2 separate regions of the Mus musculus genome follow, and region 2 is linked to region 1. Evidence: chromatin loops called from intact Hi-C (ENCODE). Cell type or tissue: heart. All regions are shown on one strand. Each heading gives the region's core, and the rest is flanking DNA. Links, peaks and the distances in the headings are about the cores only.

Region 1 (8,343 bases), core at 44-8,043:
TTTACGTCAGTTCCGCCTCGTGCTGGGAGCGGCAGCGAGTGGTTCTCTGTGGTGGGTGTTGTCCTCCGGTTCCCTGCGGCGTAAACTCGCGAGCCTTTCTGCCCAGCCCTGATGAGATTTAGTACCGGGAACGGGCTGGGAGTGATGGCGGGTGCCTTGTGTCCCACAGGGAGGCAGATGGCGGCGGCGGATCTGAGTCTGAGCCCGCATAGCGAGTTCCAGGCCAGCCAAGGCTACAGAGCGAGACCTTGAAGTCAAGAGAAGGGAAGTTTTTTGTTGTTTAGAAAATAAATATAGCCAATAAAGATAGAGTGATAGAAGTGGAACGGTGACCATTTGAGGTGCTTAGGCATCACCCATGGTAGGTAAAAGCCATGTGATGTAAGAAAATAGAGAAAGGTAGGATGTTTAGAGTCAAAGCTGGCAATCGCTCACCCAGCGATCAACTTCAGCATCACTAGTTGTGAGACAACCTTACTTTATGCATGTTTATGACCGAGTGACAGTCAACATGAAGTGACTGTCACCTCTGAGGAAGTATAATCAAAGCCCTTTTGAGTTTAAAGGAAATAATAAGCATAACGTGTTGAATGTCCGTGAGGAAAGAAACACCCATCCAGAATGTGCGATTTTTTTTTGACTTAAATAATTCAAGAGTAATGTAATTTTAATGAGAAATACCTCCCTTCGTCTTGGCCATTTGGAGTAGTTTAGAGGTGTTCCCTGCCTTGTGCAGATTGGAGAGGTTAAAGACACACACACCACTTAAATTTGAGCTCTCGGCGCTGTATGTGCAGTTTGATGCCGGCTCACAACAAAATACTTCAGCCATCATGTCCTTGGCCTGCTGCTGCCCCTGCCCGGCCATTATAGACTCACTCCGGAGCCATAAGCTAAAATAAAATCGTTAAGCTGCCTTGGTCATGGTGTTTTATCACAGCAACAAAGAAGGAAGCAATGCTATTAAAAGGAGTAAGGACTGTTTTGGATTAGAAGATTAAAAAGATGGGTATGGTGGTGCCTGTGTGTAGTCTCTGTTGTGCCAGGAAATGTTCATGAGCCCCCCCCCAAAAAAAAAACCACCAGGGAGCTGATTCTGATGCAATTGAACTAGGTTCTTTTGTTCAAGCTCGAGCTTGGGCCTCACCACCCTCTCTGATGCAAGAGAACTGGGGGCCGGGGGTGCAAACGCAGGGTTGTAGATTTGTTAGGAAATAACCTGGAAACTGGTGTTGGATGTAGGTTTTGTTGTGAGGTAACCTGGAAACTGGTGTTAGGCACAGGACTTGTTGGGGGGAGGGGGGGGCGTAGCCTGGAAACTGGTGCTAGATACTGGCCTGTTAGTTTACTTGAGTTTAACCTTAGGTCAGGTTCTCTAAGATGGAGTCCGAACCCTGAAGGTTTGGTCTCAAGTACACCAGAGGCAGAGGGAGGAAAATCAACTGAAATTTAAAAAGTGCCTGGACTAGTGTACTCCAGGCCTTCCAGGTCTAATAGCAAGTGCCTATCTCAAGATCCAAACAAGCAAAAGGAGAAATGATAATGAAGTATGTAAATGTTGATTGGATCTTTGTATTAGTCAGACTTCTCTAGAGTCACAGAACTCTATGAAATAAGGAAATTTGTTATGACAACTTACAGTCTGGAGTCCAGCTCCCCAACAATGGTCAGCTGTAAATGGAAGTCCAAGGATCTAGTAGTTGCTCAGACCCACAAGGCTAGTAGATTCCAATAGATGTGCTGGCAAGTAAATGCAAGCAGATATTGAATTTAATGGAGAACGTGTAACAGTTCATGGTACAAATCTCTTAATTCCCTGTAATTTCATTTTGATAATTTTCAAAATGAAAATATGGAGAAATTACTTATAGCCTTGCAAAATAGATTTCGAATGGTTTCATGCCTGTGTGCATGTGTATGCACATGTATGTGTGTGCATGTGTCCCAAAAGACCACCAAGGAGCCGACTCCAATGCAGTTGCACTAGGGTCTCTCATTCAAGCTCCAGTTCTGGCTCACTCACTGCAGACCCTGTCACAGTAGGACCAGAGGGTGAAGCAGCCTTAAGCCCTCAGTGGGACAAGGTTTTATAGGAAATGTCGAGCAAGTGAGAGGGGTTACAGCCTGCCAAGCATCTCACTGAATAACTATTGTAAGCTGACAGGTGGGTGCTCTGAAGCAAAACCATGAACAATCACAGAGGGTCTGAAAGTACATCGCAAACAATCAGACTAATCTTGACTGGCTGTTGCTAGGAAGTAGCTAGGGAGTAACTCTGGGGTACGGGCCAAGGACAAGCCGTGGGGTCCTTCCTGGTACTTGGGTGTGGCTTAGGTTCAGCTGTAAGTCAAGCACTCAGGCTCTTTCTGCTTTAAGATGGAGTAGGTTTGCCCCTCCCATGTGTCCCTGTGCACACGTGTTGGCAACGATGGGAGGAGACTGGAGGAAAATGCTGGGCGATTGCTTAGTAAGTACAGACAGAAGGTGAGAGTACAAATACATATGTGGTCCTCAGAAACAGAGGACAGCAGAAGGGTGGGCCAGACCGCAGGGAAGATGTGGGGAAGGCAGTGGGCACTCGGAGCCCTTTGAAGGCTAGGTAGAAAAGTGTGAGTACTTAGTAGAAGGAATTATTTAGGATGGTTTCAGATTTTTTTTTTAGCCTTTATTTTATATGTACAAGTGTTCTGCCTGCAAGTGTCTGCACCACATAAATGCAGTGCTCATGGATGCCGAAAGGGCATAGGACCTTCTGGGACTGGAATTACAGATGGTTGTAGGCCATCTTGTGAGTGCTGGGAATCAAAGCCTGGTACTGCAGGAGAGCAATCGGTACTCCTAACCACCTCCTTAAAATGGTCTTTAAAAGTGGAGTTACTAGTGCTGGAGAAATGGCTTAGTCTGCAGTTAAGAGCACTGGCTGGTATTCCAGAGGACCCAGGTTCAATTCCCAGCAACCACATGGCAGCTCACACCTGTAACTCCAATTTCAGGGGACCTCATACTCTCACACTGACATACATGCAAATAAAACACTAGTGCACATAAAGCCAAATAAAAGAAAAGGAAGTGGATTTACTGTGCTCCTTTGCAGCACAGCTCCTGAGGGAATCCTCTTACCTGGAATGAACTACAATCCAGAAATGGAGGGCACACTTATGATCCAGGTCTTAAGGCTGAAGGATACAGGCTTTTGACCCAGATCTTGAGGAACAGTGACCATGAAAAGCTTAGGCCCAGGCAGGGTGGTACACACCTTTAATCCCAGGAGACAAAGGCAAGCAGCAGAACTAAGCAGCTTCAGCCATGCAGCCCTGTCTTTTGAGTCAAGGGGCTAAGGTCATAAAATGCTGATTCATGGGCCAATCAAAAGGGAACCTGGAGTAAATGATTGGATTGAGATGCAATTCTTAAGAAAGTAGCTTATGTAAAATAAGAGACTGGGCTTTAGTGTGCAAGAGAGAGCTATCTCCAAAGAGAATCAGCTTGCATCCATGGCACACTCCAAGTCATTTCTTCCACAGCTCCCAAACATCCCTTCCTCAGGACCCTCTCTCCCAAGCTGAGGCTGGTCCTCAGTATCTCTGGTCAGGGGGTGGGGGTCACTACCAGAGGGACTGTATTAAAGGGTCACAGCATTAGGAAGGCTGAGATCCACTGTACTAAGCAGTCTCTCGAGATAATAGCAAGACCTTAGCAACGCCTATATTTTCAAAAATCAAAATGAGCTTTACAGTTTCACACATTCAAGACCAGTAGCTCTTTTTTTTTTTTTTTTGGTTTTTCGAGACAGGGTTTCTCTGTGTAGCTTGGCTGTCCTGGAACTCACTCTGTAGACCAGGCTGGCCTCGAACTCAGAAATCCGCCTATCTCTGACTCCCAAGTGCTGGGATTAAAGGCGTGTGCCACCACGCCCGGCTTGACCAGTAGCTCTTAACTTGATGTGGCCATATTTAGACATTTTACTGAAAACAATTACTAGATGCATTAATATTCAAAACTTCCACTAGGTGGCAGTCAGGATCCAGGCTTCATCTGATGCCTGATTTTTTTTTTTTTTTTTTTTTTTTCTTTTTTTAAATGATGGCAAAAGTGTAGAAACTTTGCCAAAGGGAAGTTTGGGGGAAGTTGGAGGAAGGAAAAAATAAATGCGCATACTAACCATGGCTAGTACTAATAAAAAGTGAGTAACCAAATAAATGCAGGATTACACACGTCTACAGTCAGCCCTGACTGCAGTTTATTACAGATTACAGATTGTTGTTGTGATCTTTCAATGTGCTTGATGAATTCTTTCATTAAACCATTGTGGTGGTGTGAGTATGCCTGGCCCAGAGAATGGCACTATTAGAAGGTGTGGCCCTGTTGGAGTAGGTGTGTCACTGTGGGTGTGGGCTTTAAAACCCTCATCCTAGCTGCCTGGAAGGGAGTCCCCTCATAGCAGCCTTCAGATGAAGATATAGAACTCTCAGCTCCGCCTGCACCATGCCTGCCTGGACCCTGCCATGTTCCCACCTTGATGATAATGGACTGAATCTCTGAACCTGTAAGCCGACCCAAACTAAATGTAGTTTCTTTGGTCGTGGTATCTATTCACAGCAGTAAAACCCTAACTAAGACAACCATTAAACCTTCAGACCACCATATATGGTTCACAACTTTGGCTTGTTAAAATATACACAGGACACGTGGCTTACTTTGAGACCCTAATACATTTATTTAATAGATACTTTCATAGTACCAGTCTCATCTTCTGTAACCACTGCTCCTGAGAGGTTCTCTGTGGTCCTGATGGGGTTTTTCACTCAGAGTTCTGTTTCAGGTCATTGGAGAGTGAGCCCTGGAGGGTGAGGGGTGACAGTTGCTCTGGGAGCGCTAAGCAATTCCATAGAAGGACCTCTAGCTCTGGGGTAGCCCTCATCCACTCCTAATCCATCAGCCAGATCAGCCAGTTAATGGACTGCTCCTGTGAAGAGCCAGTGCTCCTGCTGCTAGGAAACTCAAGCCATTTACTCTGAAGACAAATGTGGGCAGTAGACCATAGTCGCCACAGGAAGCAAGACAGCCTCTGATGTAAGTTTTGTCACAGAGGAAACACGTTAGAACCGGTGAAAGCTTGACGTGATGGTTTGAATGCTCTGCCCAGGCAGTGGCACCATTAGAAGGTGTGGCCTTGTTGGAGTAGGTGTATCACTGTGGGTGCAGGCTTTAAGACCCTCATCCTAGCTGCCTGGAAGTCAGTATTCTACTAGCAGCCTTCAGATGAAGATGTAGAACTCTCGGCTACTCCTGAACCATGCCTACCTGGATGCTGCCATGCTCCCACCTTGATGATACTGGACTGAACCTGTAAGTCAGGCCCAATTAAATGTTGTCTTTATAAGAAGAGCTCTTGGTCATGCTGTCTGTTTACAGCAGTAAAGCCCTAAGACACTTGGGCTGGAGGGATGGCCCAGCAGTCAAGTGTCATATCTCTCTTGGAGAGGACCTGAGTTCAGTTCCCTTGTACCCATGTTGGGCAGCTCACAAGCATCTATAATTCCCTGATGTTCTCTTATGGCCTACTCAAGCACCTGCACCTGAGGGCACATGCCCCCACTCATATGAGTAAAGAAACATCTTTAAAAAAAAAAAAGAAGTTGTGAGAGACACCCCCCTTCCATCATGTTTTCCTGGGGTTAAAGTTAAAAAAGAATGCAACCGAGCCAGGAAGCTGTGTGTGTTGTGAGTGCCTGGTGGTCTTTAGGTTGGTTCATAGGAAGCCATGTTCATTTGCCATCTTTCCTCGTGACTTATAAAATAACCAGGGTCAAGTCACTTTCCTTCTGTGTGTCACACATGGTAGAAGAATATGAAAATGTCACATTCCCCTGTACTCTCATCTAATAAGTTGATGTAAATCAACTAACTGCCCTTAGCAGTCTATAAGCAACAGATGCAACAGCTATGGATGGACTTTTGTTGTTTCTGATGTTAGTGATGATCTATTTTTTTCTTTTGTGTATTGTTCTTGGATAGCTCTATTGTTATTTTAAATATTACTATCATGTAATAAATTCTATTTGAAGACATTATAGGCTACAAAATGTAGTAATTTTCTTAAATTAATAAACCCTGATGGTGGGTTTACTACCTGCCTCAATGGTTTATGTTCCCAAATGAAAGGCACACACACACACACACACACACACACGCAGCCTTTTTTTTTTGGTTTTTTTTGAGACAGGGTTTCTCCGTATAGCCCTGGCTGTCCTGGAACTCACTTTGTAGACCAGGCTGGCCTCAAACTCAGAAATCCGCCTGCCTCTGCCTCCCAAGTGCTGGGATTAAAGGCGTGCGTTACCACACCCAGCCTTTATATTTTAATATACTTTAAACAACACAGTAGCTGGGCTACAGCCTAACCTCCACTACCTCCCACTGATAATTCCGAGCTCCTTCACATGGGGGTTACGCCTCTCTGTTCTCCACTCTTCTCAGGCATGGTACACTCCCAGCATAGCTGATCTCCCTTCTCCTTCCTCCTCCTTCCCCCAGGCCCCATGCTGGGGAAGCCTAAAATCCCCTGTCTGTCCTCTGTTGGCTGGTGGCATGTTTATCAGAACCAACTGTAGGCAGGTTTCCAGAAGCTACATGCAAACATCTTAGGGGGGAACATAATTGGCATTAGAATACAAGCAGCTACAATAAAGCATTACAAATAATATATAATATTTTAACACAGTTTTATTATATAGACCAAGCTAGTCTTGAATATTTGGTCCTCGTCTCCCAAGTGCTAGGATTATAGGCATGGGCTACCACATATGACCACCCGGATCTCTATTTTATTATCAAAGACACACACGTCGCCATTCTCAGCTACTAGAGCACAGCACACAGATGGAGTCTTTAATCCTAGCATAGAGTCCTCCTCTCCCTAGTAGAGCACGTCAGCAGAGAGAAGGTAGCTTCAACGAGCCTGTATTTCCTCAGTCATGTTTCCTCGCTACCACCCCTAAGATTGTGATTCTTAAGTTTATAGAAAGCTTTTTTGTCTTCCCTAATGGATCCAGTCCATAGACAATTACTCATCCCTACACCCATCTCTTTCCTCGGAGTTTCTAGAACAGCACAACATGGCTTTTGTTATTCCTCTGCTAGTAAGTTCCAGTAAGGCAGAATTTCACACATGAAATCCTATCTCATCCCTCCCTCCCCCACCTCTCACTGACCCCATCTGCTCCCAGGTGTAGGCATCTGATGTGAAAGGGGAACTCTGGCTGTGGCTGACACATTTGTTCTTCCTTTTGCTTTACACAAAGAAGGGTGGCCACTGTACAGAGAGTTTCGGTAGCTGTTCTTCCCCTCTGGCACGAATCTAAAGTTGAGCAGATTCATCCTAGAAAATCCGGAAAAGATATGATTCTGTTTTGAATGCCCCCACCAAAACTTACGTTGAAGTTTAATTTCCATTGGAAGTTGTAAAGAATTGGACAAGATCAACCTTAGTAGGTGGTGATTAGGCCTTGAGGTTTCTACCTTCATGAACTAATGAAGTTATAAATTATCGCTCCACTTGGTCTGTAGAAGCCAGTTTGACCCTCTCTGCTGGACGGGCCCTTCTCATTACATGATGTCCTGTTTCACGTCAGGATTCTGCAAAGTCCCATCAACAAGAAGACCAGCACCTGACTCAGGCCCTTGAAATTGAACTTCCGTACCCTCCAGAATCACAAACTTAATGAACTGTCAACCTTTGTAAACTACCCAGACTATATTAATGAGTTAAGTAGCAGCAAAAAACCAGACTGAGATAATGACTACATTGAACTCTCATTAACATGTACAACTGGAGATGTCAATAAAAAGTTCTTAAAGAGGGTGGGTACAATGGTTCAGTACATACATGTGCCTAACATGTTTAAGAAGAAAAGAGCCCAGCAGTGGTGCCACCTGCCTTTAATCCCAGCACTTGGGAGGCAGAGACAGAGACAGGCAGATCTCTGTGAGTTTGAGGGTAGCCTGGTCTACAAAACGAATTCTAGGACAGCCAGGGCTACACAAAGAAGCCCTGTCTCAAGGAAAAGAAGAAGAAGGAGGAGGAGGAGGAGGAGGAGGAGGAGGAGGAGGAGGAGGAGGAAGAAGAAGAAGAAGAAGAAGAAGAAGAAGAAGAAGAAGAAGAAGAAGAAGAGAAGAAGAAAAAGAAGAAGAAGAAGAAGAAGAAGAAGAAGAAGAAGAAGAAGAAGAAGAAGAAGAAGAAAAGAAGAAGAAGAAGAAGAAGAAGAAGAAGAAGAAATATTTCACTGAAATTCTCATTGTTATTTACCTAAAACAAGTGAGTTCTAAATAAGGCCATTTCCC
Region 2 (8,343 bases), core at 185-8,184, 240 kb after region 1:
CCTCCCACCCCCTCCCCTCACCTCCCTGGCAAGTGACTCTGAGAAAATATCCATTCTTGGGATTTGTCATATTTATTCCAGTCAGCATTCTTGGTCTGACTACTGTATGAGTGATGTTTATTTCTTAGAATGTATCCTACTACTCGTTGTGCTAAAGTTTAGCATGTCTCTCAGGTAAAGGTACTTTACTTGTAGCCAAAGCAATGTGAGGTTACTCTGAGCTTGTCATGGTGGTACACACCTTTATCCCAACATTTAGGAGGCTGGGGCATGTAGATCTCCACTTTCAGGGCAGCCTGGATTACATCACTAGTTCCAGGACAGCCGAGACTGTTGCTCAAAAATAAATACATAGAAAAGTCTACATGCATACATATGCGTCAGTTGCATAAGAATGCTTTGTTGATAAACATCCTGTTTCTAATAGCTGGGTTTCAGAACAGTTGTCCTTCTCTCGTTTACTCTGCTTGTCACTTTGACAGAGAGCCCTCCTCTCAGATTTGTGTTAGTGGATTCTTACTTTAAATTCACTGTGATTCCACATTTTCTCAAATTGTTGATGTTCAGATCTTCCCAAATTAAAGACAACCAATTTTACATTGAGAAGTAAGATATTTTGGGGGTTGGAAGGTAGTGGTGGTACACACCTTTAAATCCCAGCATTTGGAGGCAGAGGCAGACGGATCTCAGAGTTGGAGGACAGCCAGGGCTACACAGAGAAGTCCTGTCTTGGAAAAAACAAACAAAAAAGAAAAGTAGGATATTTAGGAATAAGTAGAATTCTTGACTTTCCCTCTTAAGTCTCCTGTTGTTAAAGCCCACAGGTTAATATTTCATACTCATTGAATGGAGGCTGGTAAAGAGAACGACTCCTTCCTTTTTGTCTATAGGTGATCAAGTCAGCCATCGAGGTGCTCTGACTGGAGGTTATTACGACACAAGAAAGTCTCGACTTGAGTTACAGAAAGACGTTAGGAAGGCAGAGGAGGAGCTGGGTGAGCTGGAGGCTAAGCTCAATGAAAACCTACGCAGGAACATTGAAAATATCCTTCTGTTTGAGCGTGAGCGTGACGGGACTGCAGAGAAAGGCAGCATCGATGGCATGTGCTGTCTGTAATTACATGCTTTCTTTCATGAATATTGGAGGGGAATTGCACATTTCACTTTGCTTTTTATTTAAATACAAGAGCTTGTTTAACTTCTGAAGACTAAGAAAAGATTTAAAAAAGATAATTCTGATTTTTGTTTCACTGTTAAGTAGACAGTACTAGTGCATGCTTTGAAGAAATAGAACTTGAGGAGCAACAGAATTCAAGGTTGTCAGACTAAAGGGGAAATGGAAGGGAAGACCTGGCTGATGGTTCAAGGAGCAGCATCAGTAATGCTACTGTTAAATAGATGTCAGATCTACTTAGTGGATGGAAGCACTGGAAAACGTCATTTAGGGTTTACTCTCGGCAAAAATTGGGGTGGATTTGTTAGTGGAGGTAATGACAACAGCTTTCCAATTGTGAGTATCTGCAGGTCTTCCAAGTGAGTGTACTGCTACGTGGAAGGTGGCAAGTTCAGCTCCAACAGAGCGCTTACACATATGCAATTCTTAAAACCACCATGCTGCTTTTGGTGTGATGTCCTATGTGTAGTACAGAGAAAGACAAATGCCTTAGCTGTGCCCTGCAAGGATCTGTGTAGTACTTTGAGAACTGCTTAAATGTGGCAGGATGTTGGGGCAGGATGTGAGGAAGTTTTAAGGAAAGGAGTGCTTGTGTGCTGGCTCAGTGGGTAGGATGCTTGCAGCACAAGCCTGAACACCCGAGTTTGGATTTCCCAGCACGCGTGTGGAAGGCTGGGTGTGCTGAAAGGATGGGCACAGGTGGAGACTAGGAGACTAGGCTGCTAGTGAGCTTAACCCTCTGGTGCTTTCCAAACTCATGAAGAAATACTGTCTCAAAAAGAAACGTGGAGAAGAGTAAAAGAAAACAACAAATGTCAACCCCTGCCCTTCACCCACACTTGTCCATGCACACAGATGCGTGAGAGAGGATGTTGACAGCTTCCAGCTATCTGCATATTTGACCGTCTGTTTAGGTTCATTATTTCACATTAGGCAAGGCTGTTCTTCATACCTGAGTCACCAAAGCAGTGCCTTCTGCATATTTAGTTTTTTAATAAAAATGAATTTCAGTATATATGTGTATATGTTTGTGTGTGTGTGTGTGTGTGTGTGTGTGTGTGTGTGTGTGTGTGTGTGTATATATATATATATATATATATATAATATGTATGTATAATATATATACACACACATGCTGTTACTTGATTTTGCTTAACATTCTTTAATAATTTCTATGATGTTTTGTTCAACTGTAAGTTAAATAAGTATGCATATTTTAGAGTAAAATGTGTGGCAAAATGCTTCAAGTTTCTCTTATGATTGAACATTTTTAGTGGTAGTATTTAATTCAACATTGGTGTAGTCCCGTAAGTCTGGGGGAATTACTTGGGAATAAAGGAGAGGATTCATGATGATGTATTTATAAGAAATGAAGAAAATCTAGAATATATTTACAACCTTAAGAGAATTTCCCTTAGCCTTGTATATGGATTAATAATGAAATTGACCAGTTGATGAACCAAATGCAGCAGATAGAGACCCAACAAAGAAAATTTAAAGCATCCAGAGATAGCATATTATCAGAGATGAAGATGCTAAAAGAGAAGAGACAGCAATCAGAAAAGACCTTCATGCCAAAGGTCCGTAAGTATGTTTCATTATAGTTTTGCTTTAATGTACACTTGGGGTGGATCATAGGTTGTATATGTATCATTGACTTCTGGCTTTATATATCAGTAGTAAAAGACAAAAAAGATGTTTTCTTATTCAAAAACAATCTGTCAATTTTTGTTTTTACAATATACCTGAATAGTTGAAATATTTGTCCCTTCTCTCAGTTTTGGATTATAAATACCTACACAGCTCTATCGATTGAACTGGAGGGGCTTGGTGGTAGAGCTTTGCCCAGCATTCTTTCCTGAGGTCCTGGGTCCAACTCCCTAGCACCAAAAAGAAAAAAATTTAGTTAGTACACTTTCCATTTTTATCCCAATAAACCTATCATAGCTTATAACTATCATAAGCACAAAATACAGTTAATAAATCTAACAGCTTATCAACATTGTTGTACTTAAATAATTGAGTTGATGTAGTTGTTTAGCTCACTTTATATATATACTTATATATATATAGTTTTCAGTGTCTTACTATGAGATGTAACATAGTAACTAATATTAATAATTGATAATCTCATGTAGCAACGTAGCTTACAAAGCTTGGAGGCAAGTCTGCATGCTATGGAGTCCACCAGAGAGTCACTGAAAGCGGAGCTAGGAACGGATTTGCTTTCTCAACTCAGTCTGGAAGATCAGAAAAGAGTCGACGCTCTGAATGATGAAATCCGTCAGCTGCAGCAGGCAAGTACACCTAGCAGTGAGGAAAACCTGCTGAAGACTTGGCTATTAGATGCACAGGAAGACCCTATCTCAAACAGTATACTACTTGAAAGAGAATAATGGGGCAGGAGAGATGGCTCAGCCAGTAAGAACACTGACTGCTCTTCAAAAGTCCTGAGTTCAATTCCCAGCAACCACATGATGGCTCACAGTCATCTATAATGGGATCTGACGCCCTCTTCTGGAGTGTCTGAAGACAGCTACAGTGTACTTATCTATAATAATAAATAAATCTTTTAAAAAAAAGAGAGAATAATGTTAAGAAAATATATTAAGAAAATAGGAAAACCAGACATGCAGCTTGAATACCCATGAGAGTAAATAAGGTTTTGATACATTTGTCTAAGCTGTTCTGGCTATCTTAGGATTATACATGAAATCTTCACTTTCTTTGTCTTATTCAGTGCATGTTGGTGGTTAATAAGTGCAGTGGTCACTTTTGATAAAATAACACCAACAGGAGCAGCTTTAGGGAGAATGGGTTCATTTGGGCTCACAGCATAGTACTGGTGTCAGTACTGGGATACTCAGTACTAACAGGAGCTTAAGGCATATGGTCACCACATCTGAAGCAGAGGGGAAGTGAATGCCTGTATTGAGCTTGCTTACTTTTACGCAGTTCAGATCCCCAGCCCATGAAATGGTGCCTCTTACATTCAGTGTAGGCCCTCCCACCTCAAAGAACCTTAGAGAAAATCCTTGTCTTGAAGGCATGTCCAGAGACTTGTCTCCTGTTTGGTGTAGAGCTTGTCAGTTAGACGGTGTTAGTCTGTTAGCTCTCTTTATATGCACTTACATGTATATGCATGCACACACATAATGCTGATATAACATCCTTTGTGTATGATATTTTCATTTAATAACATTGGTTTCATTTTTTCCTGTAAATGTCTCCACATGTAGCCTAGTCTTCCCGACTCATGTCTGTGTCTGTGTCTGTGTGTGTGTGTGTGTGTGTGTGTGTGTGAGTGTGTGTGTGTGTGTGAGTGTGTGTGTGTGTGTGTGTGTGGTGTGTTGTACATGCTCATTCACACATGTGGAGGTCAGAAGACAACCCCTGGGAATGGCACTCAGGTCTTGGCAGCACACACCTTTATCCACTGAACCATTTTGCTAGCCCAATACTTTTGATTTTTACTTTCATAAATAGATGCAAACCATCAAAACTGAGTCCAAAAACTAAAAAATGGGAAAAGAATGTTGCTTTTGATAGCCCCATGCCTTTTATCCTTATTTAATTTGTATAAGTGTTTGCCTGCATATGTATATGTTTGTACACTACTTAAAAACCTGGTGCCCTAGGAGGCCAGGAGCCTGGACCTGGAGATAGAGAGGGGTTGTGAGCCACTGTGTTGGTGTTCTTAACTACTGGGCCAGCTCTTCAGTCTCCTTGGTAATATGTCTTTAAAAAAGAGAGAGAGAGAAATTAGAACAGAAACAACTTGAAAATTACTTTTCTTTTTAGTTTCTTGGCTAGATACGGAGATCAAAGAACAGCTTGTGAGAATTAGTTCTCTCCTTGTACCCGATGGGTCCCAAGGATTGAATAAGTCCCATTTTAGGACTGGAGAGATGGCTCAGCAGTTTAGAGCACTGCCTGTTCTTCTAGAGGTCCCTAGTTCAATTCCCTGAAACCACATGGTAACCCACAACCATCTATACTGGGATATGATGCCCTCTTCTGGCACACAGGTGTACATGCAGATAGAGCACTTAAATGCATAAATAAATCTTAAAAAGAAAAAAAACAAAAACAGCTCCTGTTTGAGTTCATTTGAGTGCAGCCAATGGGACAGCACATTGGTGGCATTCCCTCATCCTTCTTCCTTAAATGTTACTTTATTATTGCTTGTGTGTGTGTGTGTGTGTGTGTGTGTGTGTGTGTGTGTGTGTGTGTGTTTTGGGTGGGCTGCATGTGTGTGTTGCAGTGCCTATGTGGGGGGGAGGGTAGCCTTGTATGAGGGGTTGACTCTATGTCTACCTTCGTGTGTTCCAGGATTAAGCTCAAGTCACCCCACAGTGTGGCAGGTGCCTTTACCGACTGCTGAGCCATCTCTGGCCCTTAACAGATTTCTTGACACATTTTAACGCTTTCTAATTTTTTCTTCTACTATTCTAGGAAAACAGACAGCTGCTAAATGAAAGAATTAAACTAGAAGGCATTATTACTCGAGTAGAGACTTACCTGAATGAGAATCTGAGGAAACGCTTGGACCAAGTAGAACAGGTATATTGTTTTCCAAGAGCTCTGTGCTAATCATAAGTGATAGGAAGTGTGGCAGTGAGCACTCACTGGAATGTCAGGCCAGAGGACACGCTGAGTATGCTCCTTAGGTTGTAGTGGGAGCACTGCCGCCTAGTGTGTGACCTGCGCAAGTATTTCATATTTCTGTTGTGATTCCCTGTAGTGTAAAATAAGTGTAATGGTAGCATCGACTTTATATGATTACAATCATGAAAAGTTCTAGATGTTCACGCGATTAGTGTTAGTTTATCTTAGTAGTCAGGCACTCAGATTTCCTAGTAATTAGATTATTAAGTTTTTCTGCTTTAATGGCTTCTGCGATTACATCCAAATACATACACATATACGTACATGAGGACAGGCGCACAACGTTTGCTTCCTTGAATGTTCATTTAAATTACCAGTTATAACAGGTTTAATATACGTATATTTTAGTGTATATATAACTCATAATTCATACTTTGAGATTTAATCTCATTAAATTTTATTCTTTTGTATTGCAGGAACTTAATGAACTGAGAGAGACAGAAGGTGGTACTGTTCTTACTGCCACAACATCAGAACTTGAAGCTATTAATAAAAGAGTAAAAGATACTATGGCAAGATCAGAAGGTAAATGCTTAGTTTAAATTTTTTCCAGGGGCCTGGAAAGTTGGCTCAGTGTTTAAGAGCACTGGCTGCCCTTCCAAAGGACCTAGGTTCAATTCCCAGCACCCACATAGCAGTTCACAACTGTCTGTAACTTCAATTCCAGGGCATCTGGCACCATCATACACACATACAAGCAGACATAACACCAATGTACATAACATAAAAATAAATCATTAAACATTTTTTCCAGTATTTTATTGAATTTAGTTTGTTTTGCAAAATTGTTTACTACAAAATGAAATACAAAACTAACTTTTTTATTAAAATATTTTTGGCAGTTTCATGAGATTAGTAAATGTTCTGTATTTTATTTATTAGGGCAGGAGGTGATAATTTTTGTTTGTTTGTTGTTGTTTGTTTTTCAAGACAAGGTTTCTCTGTATAGCCCTGGCTGTCCTGGAACTCACTTTGTAGACCAGGCTGGCCTTGAACTCAGAAATCCGCCTGCCTCTGCCTCCCAAGTGCTGGGATTACAGGCGTGTGCCACCACTGCCCGGCCTGGAGGTGAAATTTTAAGGAGGGAACTAGAAAGAAGTCGGGGTTCAGGGCACGGCAGCACAGTGGGTGGGCATGGCAGTTCTTTCCTTCCTTCACCATGCTGATGTGGGGCATTGAACTCTATCCAGTTGGTCATCTGGAGAGTCTGGTTACTTATTTACCTTTGTTTTGTTTTTGCAACAAATTAAATGAAGCCCTAGATGGTCTAGATCTATATAGATCAGGCTGTCCTTGAACTCTCAGAGTCTGCCTGTCTTTGCCTTCCCAATGTTGGGATTAAGTTGTGTGCCCCCGTGTCCATGCAGTTATATGTGCTGTGAACAAAAGATGTAATATCCTTTTCTGTGTTCCATCATGGTGCACGTGAATGTCCCAGCTGATGCTCTCAGGAGCATTGCTACTGATGAAAGGCTAGTGCTAGGTCCTTATCAGGCCATGCACCAGCGGCACTGTCCAGTTCCTAACTGATGATTAGTAAGCATGCATGGTCTGAAAGAAAGTGTATCATTTACTGTATATAAATATAAATATAATGTATGTATGTATGTATACATTATGCATAATACAGTATAGATATGCAAATGATTCTACAAGTTTTCCTGTATTAGTGCTCAGGTGAAAACTGTTTGGAATTAGGTGATTTGTCAACTTCACAGTAAAATTTAAACACCACGAAAACGTAATAAAACTTAATGAAGAAAATCTGACCATTAAAGTCTACTCAGATAAGATTCTGATTAAGAAATGGGTCTTAATGCCCTTCATTTTGTTGCCCCTCCCCCACCTTAGATTTGGACAATTCCATTGACAAAACAGAAGCTGGAATTAAAGAGCTCCAGAAAAGTATGGAGCGCTGGAAAAATATGGAGAAAGAACACATGGATGCCATAAATCATGATACTAAAGAGCTGGAGAAGATGACCAACCGGCAAGGCATGCTGTTGAAGAAGAAGGAGGAGTGTATGAAGAAGATCCGGGAGCTGGGGTCCCTCCCCCAGGAAGCGTTTGAGAAGTACCAGACACTGAGCCTGAAGCAGGCAAGTCTACGTGCACTTTCAGTTTATAGTAACCTCGCAAGACTCCCTGTGGCCTGTGAGTGTCTTAATTTACTTATTTCTCTTTTAGTTGTTTCGAAAACTGGAGCAATGCAACACAGAGTTAAAGAAGTACAGCCACGTGAACAAAAAGGCTCTAGATCAGTTTGTGAATTTCTCTGAGCAGAAGGAAAAGCTGATAAAGCGGCAAGAGGAATTGGATAGAGGCTACAAATCAATCATGGAATTGATGAATGTACTTGAACTTAGAAAATATGAAGCTATTCAGTTAACTTTCAAACAGGTGTGTTCTGTTGATAATGAGCCTAGTGTGGAGGTGGATCTAATGTGTGTGGACTAATCCAGCTCACAGGCCACCAACATAGTAAAGTGAGTCGGGGTTGT

What was found. Hi-C counts contacts between places; a loop is a spot of excess contacts. Peaks named below come from ENCODE experiments on the same cell type or tissue, not always from the same donor. Only the 100,000 strongest peaks of a DNase experiment are listed, where the experiment ranks them.
Region 2: it touches region 1 in a loop (7-fold over the local background); 10 of 42 quality-filtered maps call a loop at or near these places.

The regions. Positions count from the first base shown.
Region 1 is chr19:53,390,781-53,399,123 of GRCm38, forward strand. No RefSeq gene overlaps it. Among named protein-coding and RNA genes, the nearest start is that of Smndc1, 4.3 kb to the left of the region's middle. In heart, for the core only: a CTCF peak has its summit at 4,003 (motif pointing right); a DNase peak (open chromatin) is centred at 3,901; H3K4me3 peaks cover 1,336 bases; H3K27ac peaks cover 1,591 bases.
Region 2 is chr19:53,633,069-53,641,411 of GRCm38, forward strand. Smc3 (structural maintenance of chromosomes 3) reads left to right here. Exons shown (of 29, transcript NM_007790.3): 19 at 891-1,043; 20 at 2,603-2,754; 21 at 3,313-3,471; 22 at 5,630-5,737; 23 at 6,259-6,367; 24 at 7,694-7,941; 25 at 8,030-8,242. Among named protein-coding and RNA genes, the nearest start is that of Smc3, 37 kb to the left of the region's middle. In heart, for the core only: CTCF peaks have their summits at 3,703 (motif pointing left), 5,182 (motif pointing left) and 5,881; no DNase peak of the experiment used is centred there.